2 separate regions of the Mus musculus genome follow, and region 2 is linked to region 1. A link is a loop called in an ENCODE intact Hi-C map of the cell type or tissue named here. Cell type or tissue: left cerebral cortex. All regions are shown on one strand.

The links. A loop is a pair of places that touch in the nucleus more often than their neighbours do. Peaks named below come from ENCODE experiments on the same cell type or tissue, not always from the same donor. Only the 100,000 strongest peaks of a DNase experiment are listed, where the experiment ranks them.
Region 2: it touches region 1 in a loop (2.4-fold over the local background); 4 of 42 quality-filtered maps call a loop at or near these places.

Annotation. Positions count from the first base shown.
Region 1 is chr9:62,629,960-62,637,959 of GRCm38, reverse strand. No RefSeq gene overlaps it. Among named protein-coding and RNA genes, the nearest start is that of Gm39353, 16 kb to the left of the region's middle. In left cerebral cortex, a CTCF peak has its summit at 4,933; DNase peaks (open chromatin) are centred at 5,350, 6,919 and 7,154; H3K27ac peaks cover 2,154 bases.
Region 2 is chr9:62,710,960-62,718,959 of GRCm38, reverse strand. All of the region lies in intron 2 of Itga11 (integrin alpha 11), which reads right to left. Among named protein-coding and RNA genes, the nearest start is that of Itga11, 37 kb to the right of the region's middle. In left cerebral cortex, a CTCF peak has its summit at 4,458 (motif pointing left); DNase peaks (open chromatin) are centred at 587, 668 and 6,471; H3K27ac peaks cover 1,413 bases.

The DNA.
Region 1 (8,000 bases):
CCGAGAGACTGGACAGTGCTTGTCTATCTGGTAAAAATAAACTAGGAGGACTGAGGCAGGAGCTCAGGTAGTGCGCTGGGCTGGCGGGCACTGAGCCCTGGCTCGGTAGCACCACGTGGGTGTGGACACCTGTGATGTCAGCAGTTAGGAGGTGGAGATAGGCTGATCAGAAGTGCAAGGTCAGAAGTGGGCTGTATAGTGAGTGTGAGGATAGTTTTGGTTTCTTGGGATTCTCTCAGAAATGGGGAAGGGAGGAGAGAGAAGGAAAGAAGAGAGAGGAGAAAGAAAGGGGAGGGAGGGGAGGGGAGGGGAGGGGAGGGGAGGGGAGGGAAGGGAAGGGAAGGGAAGGGAAGGGAAGGGAAGGGAAGGGAAGGGAAGGGAAGGGAAGGGAAGGGAAGGGAAAGAGGAGAATATGGGAACTCTGCCCTGGAATGCAGTATGGGAGTCTCTTTAGAAGCTAAGCAGGCAGCTAATGTATGACCCAGCAGCTCATTCCTAGACATTTATCCCAGAAAAACGAAGCATTCCACTCACAAGCTGTATGTGGATATTTAGTACAGTTTTATTTGTAATAACTCCAAACTAGACACGGCCTAGGCATCCTCTATCAGGAGCAAGGTTAAGTAAACTGTGGTACATCCATATCATGGATTACTACTTAACCACAAAAAAGAAGTAAGGACGGCTACACGAGACAAGTGGCTGAATCTCCGGAGAGTGATGTTGAGTGGAAGAAGTCAAGACACTTGTCAATACGGAAGGTGATACAGTGAATGGTCCCAATTACAGCATTCTTCAAATGACAGAGAATAGAAATGGAGACTCTGTCCAGGAGATAATGGGGACAAGAAAGGAGATGATATGTCTATAAAGGGCATACATTGTGTGAGATTCTTGCAGATGGACATATCCTATATCTTAACCATACAATGCCAGAATCCTGCTTGAGATGTCTTACTATAATAAAACAGATGGTAGCTGTGATGTTCTGCTATGACTATACAGGATGGTAGGTGTGATGTCCTACTATGATTATACAGATGGTAGCTGTGATGTCCAACTATGATTATACAGATGGTAGGTGTGATGTCCTACTATGACCATACAGAATGGTAGCTGTGATGTCCTACTATGATTATACAGATGGTAGCTGTGATGTCCTACTATGACTATACAGATGGTAGCTGTGATGTCCAACTATGATTATACAGATGGTAGGTGTGATGTCCTACTATGACCACACAGGATGGCAGCTGTGATGTCCTACTATGATTATAGAGGATGGCAGCTGTGATGTCCTACTATGACCATACAGGATGGCAGCTGTGATGTCCTACTATAGTAATTCAGGACGGTAGTGCTGGGAAGCTGAGCAACTGCTACAGTGGGATGTCTTCGTGTTATTTTTCACAGCTGCACATTAATCTTCTCATCTCACAGTTCCTGGATCAAGACAGTGTTGAGTAAGGTAATTTAAAAGGCAAAGACTCCATGCTGGCTTAATAAGAGCTTCTGTAAAAGGGAAAGAAGAATGTGATGTAAATCTATTTACTCAAAATATGCTTTTAAATGTTAACAAAATCAGATAAATTGAAATTATTATCTTTCCATATCATAATGCAATAAAACTTTTAAAAAAATCTGCCATGGTTGCAAGTGTTGCCTATGGTCATAGCTTCTAGTACTGACTGGGAGCTATGGACCCCAGTGTGTCTTAATGGAACCAGGACCTCTGTTGAACCTCAACTTTCCCATTTACTAAGCCACTGGCCTTTGGCAGTTCACTTGTAACTCAGTCCTTTGGCCTAACCTTTTCCATTCCTCTGCTGTTACAGATGGGCCAATTTGTCCTTGCTGTCCATGTGTGAGCACTATGTCAAGCTCTGACTATTCAGGGACTTGCCACCCCAGTATGGATGGTAGCAGGCAGATAATGACAGCCTTATTTAAGCTTCCACTTCCTACTTTCTCAAGAGCTATCAGAAAGGGCAATCTGTTTTCTTCTGTGGCCTTACATTTGAAGAGTGATTTGGAAGACTGAAGAGATGGATCATTCAGTAAAGTGTGGTCCTTTCAAGCGTGAGCACCCGGGCTTGACTCCCAGAACCTACCTAAGAATCCTAGGCATGACGGCACATGCTTACAATCTCAGCACTATGGAGGCAGAGACAAGCAAATTCCGGGGGATCAAAGGTCAGCCAGCTTAGCCATGGCATTGAAGCCAGTGAGAAACCCTGTTTCCAAATACCATAGCAGATGATGTCCTGAGAAACCACATCCAAGGTTATCATCTGGCCTACACACACACACACACACACACACACACACACACACACACACAGCACAAACACAACCATACACTCACATATACTTGTACACACACATATACACAGATACACAATCATACTCTTACATACATTCATACACTTGTACACACACTTATAGACACACACACAAATACACTCACATGATTACACACATATACACACAAACATACATTCACAAACACACACAAAAATAGACATACAGACATGTAAATACACATACACACTGTAGTTTGGAAATTGCTGATGTCTTCCCCAGCTAATGGAAGAAGCAGTAACCTGACTGTTAGAACTTCTGGGTCCAGCCAGACCTGAAGCCAGCCTTGGAGTATCCTTTTTTATTTAATCTAATTTGAATGAAGTTTGCCTTAGTCAGGGTCTCTATTCCTGCACAAACATCATGACCAAGAAGCAAGCTGGGAAAGAAAGGGTTTATTTGGCTTACACTTCCATGCTGCTGTTCATCACCAAAGGAAGTCAGGACTGGAACTCAGGCAGGTCAGGAAGCAGGAGCTGATGCACAGGCCATGGAGGGATGTTCCTTACTAGCTTGCCTCCTCTGGCTTGCTCAGCCTGCTCTCTTATAGAATCCAAGACAGCCAGTCCAGAGATGGTCTCACCCACAAAGGGCCCTTCCCCCTTGATCACTAATTGAGAAAATGCCTTACAGTTGTATCTCATGGAGGCATTTCCTCAACTGAAGCTCCTTTCTCTGTGGTAACTCCAGCTGTGTCAAGTTGACACAAAACTAGCCAGTACAAAGTTTCTGCTCCTGGCACCTGAAAAATTAGAGAACTTTATTTCCTGTAACTCCGCTGAGACTGCTTCATGACCTCTGAGATAGGTGTGGTAATGCCTTCAGTCTCACCACATGATTGTGCACGGACAGATCATACAAATCTATGTTCCTTTCCTGTAGAGTCATGGAGATTAGAATGGAAAAGACCTAAAGGAGAGGACCTTAAGGGCATCTAACTGCCCAAGCAGTAATTTGGGTCTTATGGTAGGTAGAATAACCCATCCATCCATCCATCCATCCATCCATCCACCCACCCACCCACTCATCTATCTATCTATCTATCTATCTATCTCTCTATCTAAGACCTCATGTAGCCCAGGCTGGCTCATACTTACTGTGTAGCTGAGGATGACCTTGAACTCCGGATCCTTCTGCCTGTTTGTTCCAAATGCTGGGATTGTAAGCATGCACCTCTATGTCTGATTTCTATGGTGCTGGGGATAGAACTCAGAGCTTCATGTATGCAAGCACTGTACCACTGAACTACATCCCCAAGCCCCACAAAACTTAAAAAATAAATATCCCCTCTCTCCCTCCCTCCCTCTCTCCCTCCCTCCCCCTCTCTTCTGTGTGCTTCTCTCTCTCTCTCTCTCTCTCTCTCTCTCTCTCTCTCTCTGTGTGTGTGTGTGTGTGTGTGTGTGTGTGTGTGTGTGAGAGAGAGAGAGAGAGAGAGAGAGAGAGAGAGAGAGAGAGGCAGCCGGCAGGAGGTGGGACACACATGTGTCATGGTATTTGCATGCCAATCAGAGGACACCTTTCAGGAGTTAGCTCTCACCTTTCACCTTGTTTTTTTTTTTTTTTTTTTTTTTTTTGAGGCAGGGTCGATCTTGTTTAGCACACTCCAAGCTGATTGGCCCTCAAGCTTCCAGCTGATTCTCTTGTCTCTGCCTCCCACACGGTAGCAGGAGTGTTGGGAGCTCAGGTGAGCACCATCCTTTCTCTGTTATGCTCTGGATGAGCATCAAGCTCTATGCTGGTTACAGGGTGAACTTGGGCTGTCAAGTTTGCCAGGCAAGTGCTTTCACAGCTAAGCCATCTCCTGAGACCCTACAACTTCCATTTTTAATTATGTGATGTGGTTGGGATAGGGCATAAGAAAAACATATCTTATAAGAGGCTTGTAGTTTGACAACAGGGGTACTGAGCACTCTAAGAATTCTCTAAGCAGTTTCTTTTTTCAAAAGGAAGATATTTTTATTTAGTTTTCAAGAATTTCATAGAAACAATGTATTTTGATCTTATTCACCCTTCCATGGATACAATGTATTTTGATCACATTCACCCTTCTTTTCCCTCCCCTTAACTTTTCTCTCACCCTCTTCCACTTTTGTGTGCTTTAAAAAAAAACAAAAACAAAACAAAACAAAACAAAAAACAAACAAAAAAAAAAAAAACCCAGCCGAACAGTGGTGGCGCACGGGCTTGCTCTTGTGCAGGTCAAATACAGGCAACCGCGGCCACCTTGAGTCCGTGAGCGCAGCTTCCTGCCATGTCCAGAAGACACTGTTCTGCTCCAGCCCTCCTTGACAGCAGGCTCGTACAGTCTGAGATGGCCCCTGAGCCTGGGGAAGGGTGTGACATAGGTGCCCCACTTGTGACTGAGCACCCTATAAGCACTTAATCTGCAGCCAGCCATTCAGGGAAAGTAATGTGCCTAAGAGGATGTAAAGGTGTGGGGCGAGTGGATTTGAGAGCTCTTCTCCTTTGTACAAGCTCCTGAGTGACTTGGTGCCATACCTTTGGAACTGTCACACTCTCAACTCAAAAGGAGAAGGCACAGTGGCAAGGAGGCACTGCAGTGCTTGCTGTGGCCACCGAATAGGGGCAGGATGGGCCACTTGTCCCCTGGAGGTTGTTGAGGAAAGGCAGCCAGTCTGGGCTCCTGGAGGTTGGCTCATAAGGTGGGTTCCTTAGAACCAAAGGGATCCCACGTTCAAGTGCATTGGGTCATCTGAGGGCAGGCTCCTTCCATGTCAGAGGACAGCGCCTGGCCTTCTGAGCTAGGATCCTACTGTCAGTCACACCATGGCTGGTACCTTTCTGAGGAAGGAGGAAGCATTGTCAGAGAGGTGGACAACTGTGACCAGAGCTGACACTCCTGTGTTCCTAGATTCCTAGTACAGCTCAGATAAACACCCAGAGCCTTTGGAATGTCACCCACCTTCCCACAGCCCTCCCTCCAGCCCCCCACACATGAAGATGAAGTATTTTTAGCTGTGCTCATTTGCAGTCTGTTTCTCTAGACGGTTGCATAAGTGGCTTGGCGGGGATGGTGAGCTGCATCAGTGGATGGTAAAGCCATTGACTCTGGGGGTGCAGCCAGTGTGGCTTGGTGGGGTTGGCAGGGTTCAGGCCCCTCTCTACATAGAAGGAAAACCTGACGCATGCCAGGGAGGCGAAGTGAAGTCATCCTGGCTGATTTACGGTGAGGAATAACACCCGAGCTCTCCAGCTGCTCCTATCCTTTGATGGTTTTGGAATCATAGAACATTAAACTCTGAGAAGGACCCCTGAATGCAGACCAACTGGCTGCCCTGGGCAATGTAAAGGTTCAGAACTGAGTCTCAGAGCAGTCCAGGACAAGGGCAGGGTTTTGGGAAGCAGACTCTCTTCCATCATGCTGTCCCCCTCCCTGCCCCCACCCCCGCATGCTCCATGTTAGCCTCCCACCAGCACTTTGGGCTGGGGCTGTAAACATTGTTTTTATGAATAAGGCTACAAGCTCGGCTCATAGAGCCAAGGCAAGCCACAGAGCAGGAGCTGAGAGCAGACCTTGGGTCCACCCTCTTCCTTGTTTTTCTCCATCTTCAGGGGGAACTGGGATAAACCTCCTACCCATCTGTAAAAGAACGGGTCAAAGTATAGAGAAAGATTGACTCTGGGGATCTGGGTTGTAAATGGGACATCTGTATCATACCCTCTCCTCTAGAGGCTCAGAGAGCATGTTGAAAGATAGCAAGTGCCAGATGTCAAGGACAGTTGGGGTGAAATAGTGCCTTCTGGATAGGACTGGACCACAGTAGCCATGAACTCACAACAGCTGTGGTTGACTGTACAAGACTCATGCAAGATCAAGCCAGTCAACATTCCAGCAGGAGCCCCACTCCCAGCCTAGGAGACATTGATAGTTAATGGATACCAGGAGAGGGAAAAGGGAAGGGGGAGTGGGAGGGGGAGAGGGAGAGGGCGAGCTTCCTTTAAGGGTATGTGGTCAGTCTCTTAATGGACGGCCCCACACCCACATGTATGTGGGCAACACAAATGGGTTTAGCAAAAAAGCAAAAAAGGACTTGAAGTTGGGAGGGAGCATGGGGGATGAAGGAATGGTCCTGGGAGGAGTAGGAGGTGGGGGAGGTGACACAGACAGACACTCATGGATAAACAATAAAATAAAATGTAAAATCACTAACCAGTAAACTGTCCTTTGTCAACTTGACATATAACCACATCGCTCTAAGTCATATCTTTCTGCCTTATGTCCCCAAAGTCTCAAGTTAATATCATGATACTTAAATTGCGTTGTCAGGTATTTTGGCCACAGCAGTGAGAAGAACAACTAATATAGAATCCCGGCGAGAGGGAAAGAAAAACCATAAAATCAGATTTGTTCCTATAATAGAAAAATATCCACTAGCTGAGATTTTTTGGAAGGAGGAAACATGAAGAGAGGGCACATGAGTCAAACTTCTTCCAATTGCCAGCATTGAAGCCCCACAGGAAGCTTCCGACCAAGGAACCTTGGATGCCACCGCTGGTGAGGATGCTGAGCATTCAGCCTGCCAGCTTCACGCCTGCCTCCTTCCTGTGGAAACAGCCACCCTCACTGCCCAGAGCCCCGTGTCTCCGCAGGCACTAGGAGTAAGGAGAGTTGGCTGAAGTCATGCCCTCCCTGCCAGCCTGCTTCCCTCTCTGCAGAATGGGGGTGGGGGTGGGAGTGGGGGGTGAGGGTGGGGGCCTCAACCAAATGTTCTTGAGATCCTGTCTGCACGGATGGAGCTTGTCATGCATTGGTGTGAGGAAGCAGAACTGGTTGCTCTGAAAGCCTTCTGTTGCTCAGGCTGTTTGCCATGTCTCAGGGGCGTGCTTTCCTGCCGCCTGGAGAATACTGAACTTGGCAGACGCTGGAGTTCAAAGATGGGGTAGAAGTTCTGACTTGGGAAGAACCAGAGACGTGTGTGTGTGTGTGTGTGTGTGTGTGTGTATGTGTGCTTTACTCTTTTGTTGTTGTGAAGAGACACCATAACAAAAGCAGCTTATAAAAGAAAGCATTTAATACGGCGGCTTGCATGGTACCAGGTAGGAAGGCACAGGGCTGGAGCAGTAACTAAATGCTTATATCTGACCCACAAGAGGGATGGAGGCAAAGAGACTAACACTGGACCTGGTGTAGGCTTTTAACACACGTCTTCCATCAAGGCCACACCTCCTAATCCTTTCTAAAAAGTCCACCAACTAGGAACCAGATATTCGAATATATGAGCTTATGGGGTCCATTCTCTTTTATACCACAACTGTGTGTGTGTGTGTGTGTGTGTGTGTGTGTGTGTGTGTGTGTGTGTGTGCATTTGCACATGTATAGGCCAGAGATCATGTTTAATGTCCTCTGTTGCTCTGTATCCCCCACATACATGTAACACAGGTGCGTATGCTTGTACATGTATTTGTCAGAGGACAACTTGACAAATCACTGAATTGGTTGAGTTCCTCCTCCTACCAGCTTTGTATGGTGGAAAGCTGGTGGTTTTTGGAGAATGGGAAGTGTGGGTCTCCTATAATGTAGACTCCCAGAATTGAACTCCAGTCACTTGTCTGGGCCACAGTGCTTGTGACTTTAGACTGAGCTGTCTAGCAAGCTCTTTACCTTATGTTTTGAGACA
Region 2 (8,000 bases), 81 kb before region 1:
ACCTCTGTGTCCACTTAGAACAGGAGAGGGGACGAGGGAGGGACGGCAGCTGCAAGGGAGGCTCTCAACCCAGCTGAAGAGAAACGAGAGCCGGGGCTGCTGGCTGCCTGCTTCCTGAGTGGAAGGGTGTCAGCCCTTTAGCACCTCTCACACCCACGCCGGGCATGTGCCCGTTGCTCTGCACGTCACACTCCGCTGCTTGTGCCGTCCCCCACCCCAGGCCCTCTGACTCTCCTCATTCCATCACTCATTCCCAATGCCTCTTCCTCGGGAAGCCCCCTATAATCTCTGGACCAGAAGTTGTTTTAACTCCCTTGATGCTTTGTTCTTGCCTCTAGTGTCTCCTTTTTCTCCTATACATAGCTGGTTTCCAGAGTTGGTGGAGGTCCTTTGAGCAGTCCACGCTTGGTAACTACTGAGGAAGTGGGTGGACAGCCGGAGGAGACACTCACTGTGCCATCCAAGCTGAGTCCTCTTTGCTTCTTGGGATAAAGCTTCCTGGTGAGCTCGGCTGAGCTCTCCAGGTCTGAGCTTTGCACACAAGCTCCTGCTCCCAGCATTCTTTGTGTGCCTCAGGTCCTGCTCTCCCCAGCAGAAAGGCTGAGAGCCACATATAAAAACCCTTCTGTCTCTTTCCAGAAGGAGCGATAAGCCCTGCCTTATTTGTCCAACCCACACTTGGAGAATTTTTTTTTCTTTCCATTTTGTAACGAATCTTTCCCTTTGAAATGAAACCTAAGCAGCGAGGCCGTTTAGACAGATGTTTCTCAGCGGGACGTGAGGCTCATCTGACTGGCTCCCCGGCCTGCTTGTCAGGAAGAGCCTCTGCAGTTCCTGCTGCCCTCTGTGCAGGTGCTCACTGTTAAGTCGGGTCCACAGTGCACCCCAACAACCCTTTTTAGGGTGTCCCTGACCAGGGACATGGCTAGACAAGGAAGGAAGCAAGCACAAAAATGTCAGGACCTCCCTGATCCCCAACCACTCAGCTGGCAGAGCTGGCTGAGGCACCACGGCACACTCATTGTCCCTGGTGGGTACAGCAGTCCTTCCTCCAGCTTACAGACCTGGGAAAGGGCAAAGAGCTTGGGGGCGGAAGGACAGACAGACACTCTATTGTTCCTGTGCTTATGGTTAATGCCGCTCTGTCCCACCGAGCTAAACAACCTGGGTTGAATTACCTTCCCTATGCTGGCCTTCATGCCTTGTCTGTAAAATGAGGGACTTGGACGGCTTTGGTCTGAGCAGTAGCCATTGAGTAGGTTCTGTGTGCAGGGTACTGTGGGTTTGAACAGAGGGAAGTGGGGGATCACACTGTAACAGGGCCTAGGCAGGGGCACAGAGGGACAGCTCTTGTTTGGCCATTTGAGAATCCATCCCTGAATAGTAGCCCCTGGCAGAGGCTTGCATCGTGAACAGTGTCACTTGGGGATGCAGGTCTGGACCTATGGGGAGAATGGCGTGACTCCCATGTTAAGGAGTGCAAGTGCCTGTCTGTGCATCTTCTAACGCGTGCCTCCTGGTGAGGGCTGTGCTGGGGTGAACCAGAGAGACAAACATCCCTGCCGTCCCTATAGCTGAGACAGTCATACCAATCCTTCCTGCCCCCTCTCACTCTTCCTCACCGACAGTCCCATCCATCCCTTCTCCCTTCACAAGTCCAGGGAACTCTAGCTAAAACACTTCTCCATATCCAGTCACGCCCAGCTTTTAGATCTTGCAAAAACAACACTGTCATCTACAAAGTCTGCTTTCAAGAACAGCACGACCAAAATCATAACAAAATAAACCTCCAGGTATTATAATTAAGCTTATGATTCTGTGTTGGGTCTCGCTCAGAGGCATCCTCTGCTGACTGGCAGGTGCCACATTGCCCCTGATTGGGCTGTCTCCACCTGCTTTCAGGGGGATGTATCCCTACCAACGATCATGTGCTTGGATTCAGGTATTAAAGGTACCTACCGGGGTTAGCTCAATCTCTGACACCACAGACCTCTCACCAAGCATTGGTGGTTTTAGAAAGGGTCCCCTAGACTCATCTTGGGATGGTTAAAAATGGAAATCCCAGGTGTACCTCCCACTCCAGCAAAGTCTGCCCTGGTAATTGACTGCGACGCCCAAGTGTTGGTTCACTTCAGTCGGTGATTCTGTTGTCAAGGGCTCTGCGAGCCCCTGGTCTGTATTAACTGATACTTGAGAGGCGTGGGAATGATGACACCTGGGTATAAGGGCAGGAATCCTTAACATGGCGGGGGTGGGGTGCTCAGTGGTGGATCACTTGTGTAGCATAAGCAAGCCCCAGGGTTCATCTCCTGCACTGGCCCCATCTCCAAATGAGCAAAAACCAGGGCATGTGTTCATCTGCTTCACCTTAGTGCAGTGTACCATTGGACCGATTGGACCACTGGGGCTCCCGCCCATCCATTCTCAAATCCCTCCATAGGAAGAAGCCATAGGAAGTGCTCTACAGATAGATTATTTGTGGGAGTTAATTTTCTAGTAGGTATTATGCTAAAGACTTCCCCTGAGGCTCTCTTAGTACTCATGAAGTCCCATGGCATTCTCTCTCTCTTCTCTCTCTCTCTCTCTTGTTGATTTTTCATGTCGTCCAGACTGACCTTCAACTTTAATCCTCCTCTCTCAACCTCCAAGCGTTGGACTCACAGGCATGTACTACCATGCCCAATATTTATGGCTCCAGGGATGAAAATCAGGGCTTCCTGTATGCTAGGCAAGCACTCTACTCCTTGGGCTTCATCCCTAGTTCACAATGGCTCCACAGAAGACAGACAGACAGACAGAGAGAGAGAGAGAGAGAGGGAGAGAGAGAGAGAGAGCTCCTATTTTGAAGTTTCAGAAACTACTAGAGATGCTAAGTTAGCTGGAAGCTGGTGAAGAATTGGCACTCCTGGACCCTCCTTGAGAAGCAGAGGGGGTGGGTGTAGGACAGCTGCCAGTTCAGTATAGTGTCATTGCAAGGGGTTCTGGCTATGAAGCATCCTTCAAAATGCTTTCTGTGTGGTTCAAAACTCAGGTCTCTTTATTTTCCCCCTCCAGATATGATGAATGGGTATTCTTTAAAAACGACTTACTTTCTATATAAGAGTGTTCTGCTTGCCTGTGTGCCTTACCACTGGAGTGCTTTGTGTTCCTGGAGGCCAGGAAAGGGTGTTGGATCCTCTGGAACTGGTCTTATGGATGGTTGTGAGCTGCCGTGTGGGTGCGAGAAAACAAACCTAGTTCTTCTGCAAGAACAAGTGCTCTTAACCACTGAGCCGTTTCTCCAGCCTTGCAAGTAGCCATTCTTACAGAATAGATCTTAGTTTGAGGAGCCCTGAAGAAAGAAAAGGCTAGACACTCACTTGAGCCTTTACTAGCGAGTAAAGTCTATTGTTTCATATTTGAAAATGCCCCTGTCTTGCATTTCAGCGTTGTGAGCCCTGCAGTTGGGAAGAGCAGAGGACGAGGAAGAGAGGCGCTACAGCCACAGGCTGTGCTGTCTGCAGTGGGCCAGGCCCCTGCCCTCCCCTTACCCACCCTTGCCTTCACTGTGGCTGATCCTTCCCTACTCAGCAGGGAAAGGGATCTCAGAGTGTCCTACACAGGGACCATGGTCCCAGAACCCCATCGAAGGTGTCCAGCTTTGTGCTTCCCTGAGACTTAGTATGGCTCTCACTCAGACTTCCAGAGCCCTCTTTTCCCTTCTCCCTCCTCTGTGAGCCTGAGTCCCACACTGAAGCTGCAAAGACGGGCATGAGGTAAGCCCTGCCCTTGGGGCTCACACTCACTCTTCGCTCCCTCTTTCTTTCCATCCACCTTGTTTTCCATTTTCCCTTTTCCATTTCTCCTAATTGGTTTTTCTTACAATGCTCTTTCCAGGTGGCTCTGTGCTACTGGATCTGACTGATTCATGGCAGCGGAACCGGGAGGGAAACATTCCAGCGGTTAGGATAGACTCAAGAACTCAAGGGAAAACCACAGCCAGCTCCGTGCAGAAACAAGCATGGTCCCACTGGCCATGCGTGGAAACAGGCGTGAAGAGGAGCTAAAATCCCCAAGATCTTGGTTGTGTTTCAGTCAGGGGTAGTTGAAGGAAGCATTCTCTCTAAGCCTGGGGAAAACCCTGGTTACATTAATGAGGGTTGATCATAGCTTAAATAAGTGAGAAAGACATTTATACCATATTAGTGTGGTATAATTGTATACAGCCTTTGAAAATGTGGCTGCTTTTTGATCACCAGTAAAAGGTCAGCTTTTGTTTTTTTGTTTGTTTGTTTGTTTTCTTGTGGGGTAGCCTGCTGATGGGAAGCTCGCCCTGCTGGTCAGTCTCACCTATGGCAAGCTCACAGAATCAGTAGCAGAATCACGGGGTGGGGGTGGGGTGGGGTGGGGGTGGGGTGGGGGTGGGGAGGCAACCTGCGCCCTCTAGTGCCAGTTAGGAGAGATGCAGTTAAAATTGTAAGGGGCCATGAAACTGACAGTGAGGTATGGTGTGGAGGCACACACCTTTAATCCTGGCACTTGGGAGGCAGAAACAGGTGGATCTCTATGAATTCCAGACCAGCCAGGACTACATAGTGAGACTATGTCTCAAAGACAACCCCCTCCTCAAACTGACTATAGCCATTCCTTAGTGTTCGTGGGAAATTGGCCCCAGGAGTCCATGAACCCTAAAACCTACAGCTGCTCAAATTCCTCCATAGAATGGCTCAAGATGGGGCCCGACAAGATGGCTCAGTGGTAAGAACACTGCAGAAGCACTGGGACCTGAATAAAAAGCTGGGTGTGGCCATGTGTCCCTGTAACCCCAGTGCTGTGCAGGATGGGAGCTGAGACAGGAGAGTTGCTGGAGCTTGCTGGCTACTTAACCTAGCTCCAGGTTCAGTGAGAGGCCCTGTCTTCACAGAATAAGGTAGAGAGCAAGATAGCAGGAGCCTAACGTTCTCTGTCTCTGCAAGTGCACGCACAGGGGTTTGCACATCCATAATATGTGTTCATACAGCGCGCGCGCGCGCGCGCACACACACACACACACACACACACACACACACACACACCGCCTTAGCATTTGCATAGAACCTACACATATCACCTCATAGACTTTTTTTTTTTTTTTAAATTTTATTTTTTTTTTTAAAGATTTATTTTATTATTATATGTTAGTACACTGTAGCTGTCTTTAGACACACCAGAAGAGGGAGTCAGATCCTGTCACGGATGGTTGTGAGCCACCATGTGGTTGCTGGGATTTGAACTCTGGACCTTTGGAAGAGCAGTCGGGTGCTCTTACCCACTGAGCCATCTCACCAGCCCATCACCTCATAGACTTTTAAGCCACCTCTAAGTTAAGTTTAACTTCTAATTCAAATCAAATAGCTATTTAAATGGCAACTGTAATGTATGATTTAGAGAATAATGATAAGAAAACAACCTGGACACTCTATAATTTACAGGATTCATGGATCCAGGACTCACAGACATGGAGGGCTGAGTATGCCAGCCTTGAAATCGTAGGACTCTGCTTTGAAGGGGAGGTGCGTTTCGGTCTGAGCTCAGTTGCTCCCTCGTGTGAGACGCTCCCTTTGCCTCTCTTGCGCTGGGCTTTGGAAGTAACAGAATGGATGGTGTTGGCTTTGGAGAAGGGGGTAGGGTGGGGAGGAGGCTGCTAGCCACTGTGCAGGGGTGAGGAGAGGAGGTAGAGGCTAGGACCAGACAGGCCAAGATGCTGAGTTGGCAGTTCTCCCTGGCTTCTCTGAACGGCCAAAGCCAGTTTATTTTCTTTCTTGGGGGTTAGTAACCAGGAGGCGTCCACTCCCAAGACTGTGTCTTCTGACCCCAGAAAGCATATTGTTTGGCTCCCTGCCTCTTGGAGTTCATCACTAAGAATATTCTCCGTCTGAGGATGCCCCTGGCTCCAGCTCTGCGGTTGATTCTGTGTGAGGAGCTACCTGGGCCATCGCTCATATAGCCTTCAAATCCTGGCACTCTCCTGCATTGATTTAGAACTAAAAACATAAATAAGTGAAAGGATAGCAGAGAGAGAAATGGCTCGGGGGCTTGAAGAGCCTTGAGAGCTGTTATCTGGCTTTGCCTCACATCTGTACACGGCCCCTGCATCTCACATCTGTACACCGCTCAAGTTTGCACTGGGTTCTGAGGCTGACAGCTCCCCTCCCACCTCCCTGTGGCTCCTCTCAAGGCTGCTGTCTGCCATTTGAGGGCATTAGGTGCTCTCAGCCCCATCATTGAGGACAACTGCCTGGCTTTCTACTCCCCTCTCTGAGCCTCCCACAATCTCTCTCTCCTTGCTCGCCTGCCTGCCTGCCCTGCCAGGGCCTGCCTGGTGGCTTGGCCTGGGGCCTAAGCCTGCATTTCCCTAGAATATGGTTTCCCCTTCTCTTTGGCCCTTACGCAGTGGATGCCATCCTGCCCACCGGCTTTGCCGCTACCGTGATTTATCCTCTAACCAGAATGAGTCAGGGTGTGGGTTTTTGATTTGTTCCAAGGGAAAATAGCAGAAGGCATTTCTGCACCGTGAGGTTGGGAGCCTGCTCTGGGGGCCTGAGTTGGGGACAAAGAAGCATATTTCTCGGTGAGATTTCCCAGCAGAAAGGTCAAGCCTGCTCCAGGCCTGTCACCGAGGAAGGGGACCAGATTGAAGATCTGTCATTCTGTCCAAGCAGCCATTGAGCCTCCTATCCTTGAAGCTTCTGTCTCTCCCCTCAGGGAAGGAGCAGTGAAGGAGACAACATCTCTCAGTGACTGCTTTGTGATAGACATTTTACACCATCTCTTCCTCCTTCCTCCACAAGTTTACTTTTGGATTTACATCCCTGGGCCCTTTTGTTGGATGAAGAGACTGGTAGAGAAACCAGCTGTGACATGTTCAAGTCTCATGGCTTGAAAAGTGCTGAGACGGGAGGGCACTGCATATGGCTCAAGCTGTCCTTGAACTTGCTAAGTAGCTAAGAGTAACCATTTGATCCTCCTGTTTTCACTTCCCAAGTGCAGGGATCATGCCATGTTTATACAGCCATCATGCTAAGTTTATACAGTTTGAGGAATCGAACCCAGGGCCTTGTGCATGGTAGGCAAATGATCAATCAACTGAGCTAGCATCCCTGCCCCAGTGGTGTGACTTTGAAGACTAGACTTTGCTCAAAGGGAGGGAGACGTCCTCAGTTGTCCATCCTCAGTGAGCCTCTGGGAATACGTGTGGAGAATCCTTGGGTCTGGATGGGTACCAACTAGGGCATCCTGTGCTCTGGGATGCAGGATGCTAGATGAACTGTCTCTAGCCACCTAAGTGCTCATTAATCAGGTGGAGCAGTCACAGGAGGGAGATGCTGCCCCAAGCTGGCAGCTGGACGTCAGTTTCAGCCCTGGCTCTTCCATTGACTGGTCATGGGGCTTGGTTTAATATTGTTCTACCTCCAAGCCTTGGCTTCCTCACCTTTGACGTTAAGGAGGTTGGGAGGACCTTTCAGACCAACCTCTATGTAAGGTAGAACTGACACAGGGCACAACAGCCCTGAAGGCCCACCCATGGTTCTGTGTGGTCCATCTGGGCCTCCTGGGGGATGCTCCCACCCCTGGACCAGCCCTAACCCACCTCTGCCTCTGAGAACTGTGCTCCATGGAAGACCACTGCATTAGCGGCCCTGATTTCAGGATGAGGAGCTGTCTGCTCTGCCTGGCATCTCGACAGCACGGGACACCATGCCTGATAGGACTCTGGGGAGAGATTAGGGTGTGTTCTCCTCTTTTCTCCTGTCACTGTGATAAAAAATACTCTAACCAAAAGCAAAGGGTTTATTTGGCTTATAACTTTCAGGTCACCATGTTTTATTGAGAGAAGTCAGGGCAGAGTCAAAGCAGGTGCTTGAAGCATGGAAGGATGCCTCTCATGGGTCCACTCTCTGCCTTGCTCAGCTAGTTTTTTATACAGCCTAGGATCCCATGCCTAGGGATGGTGCGGCTCACAGTGGTCTGAGCCCTCCAGA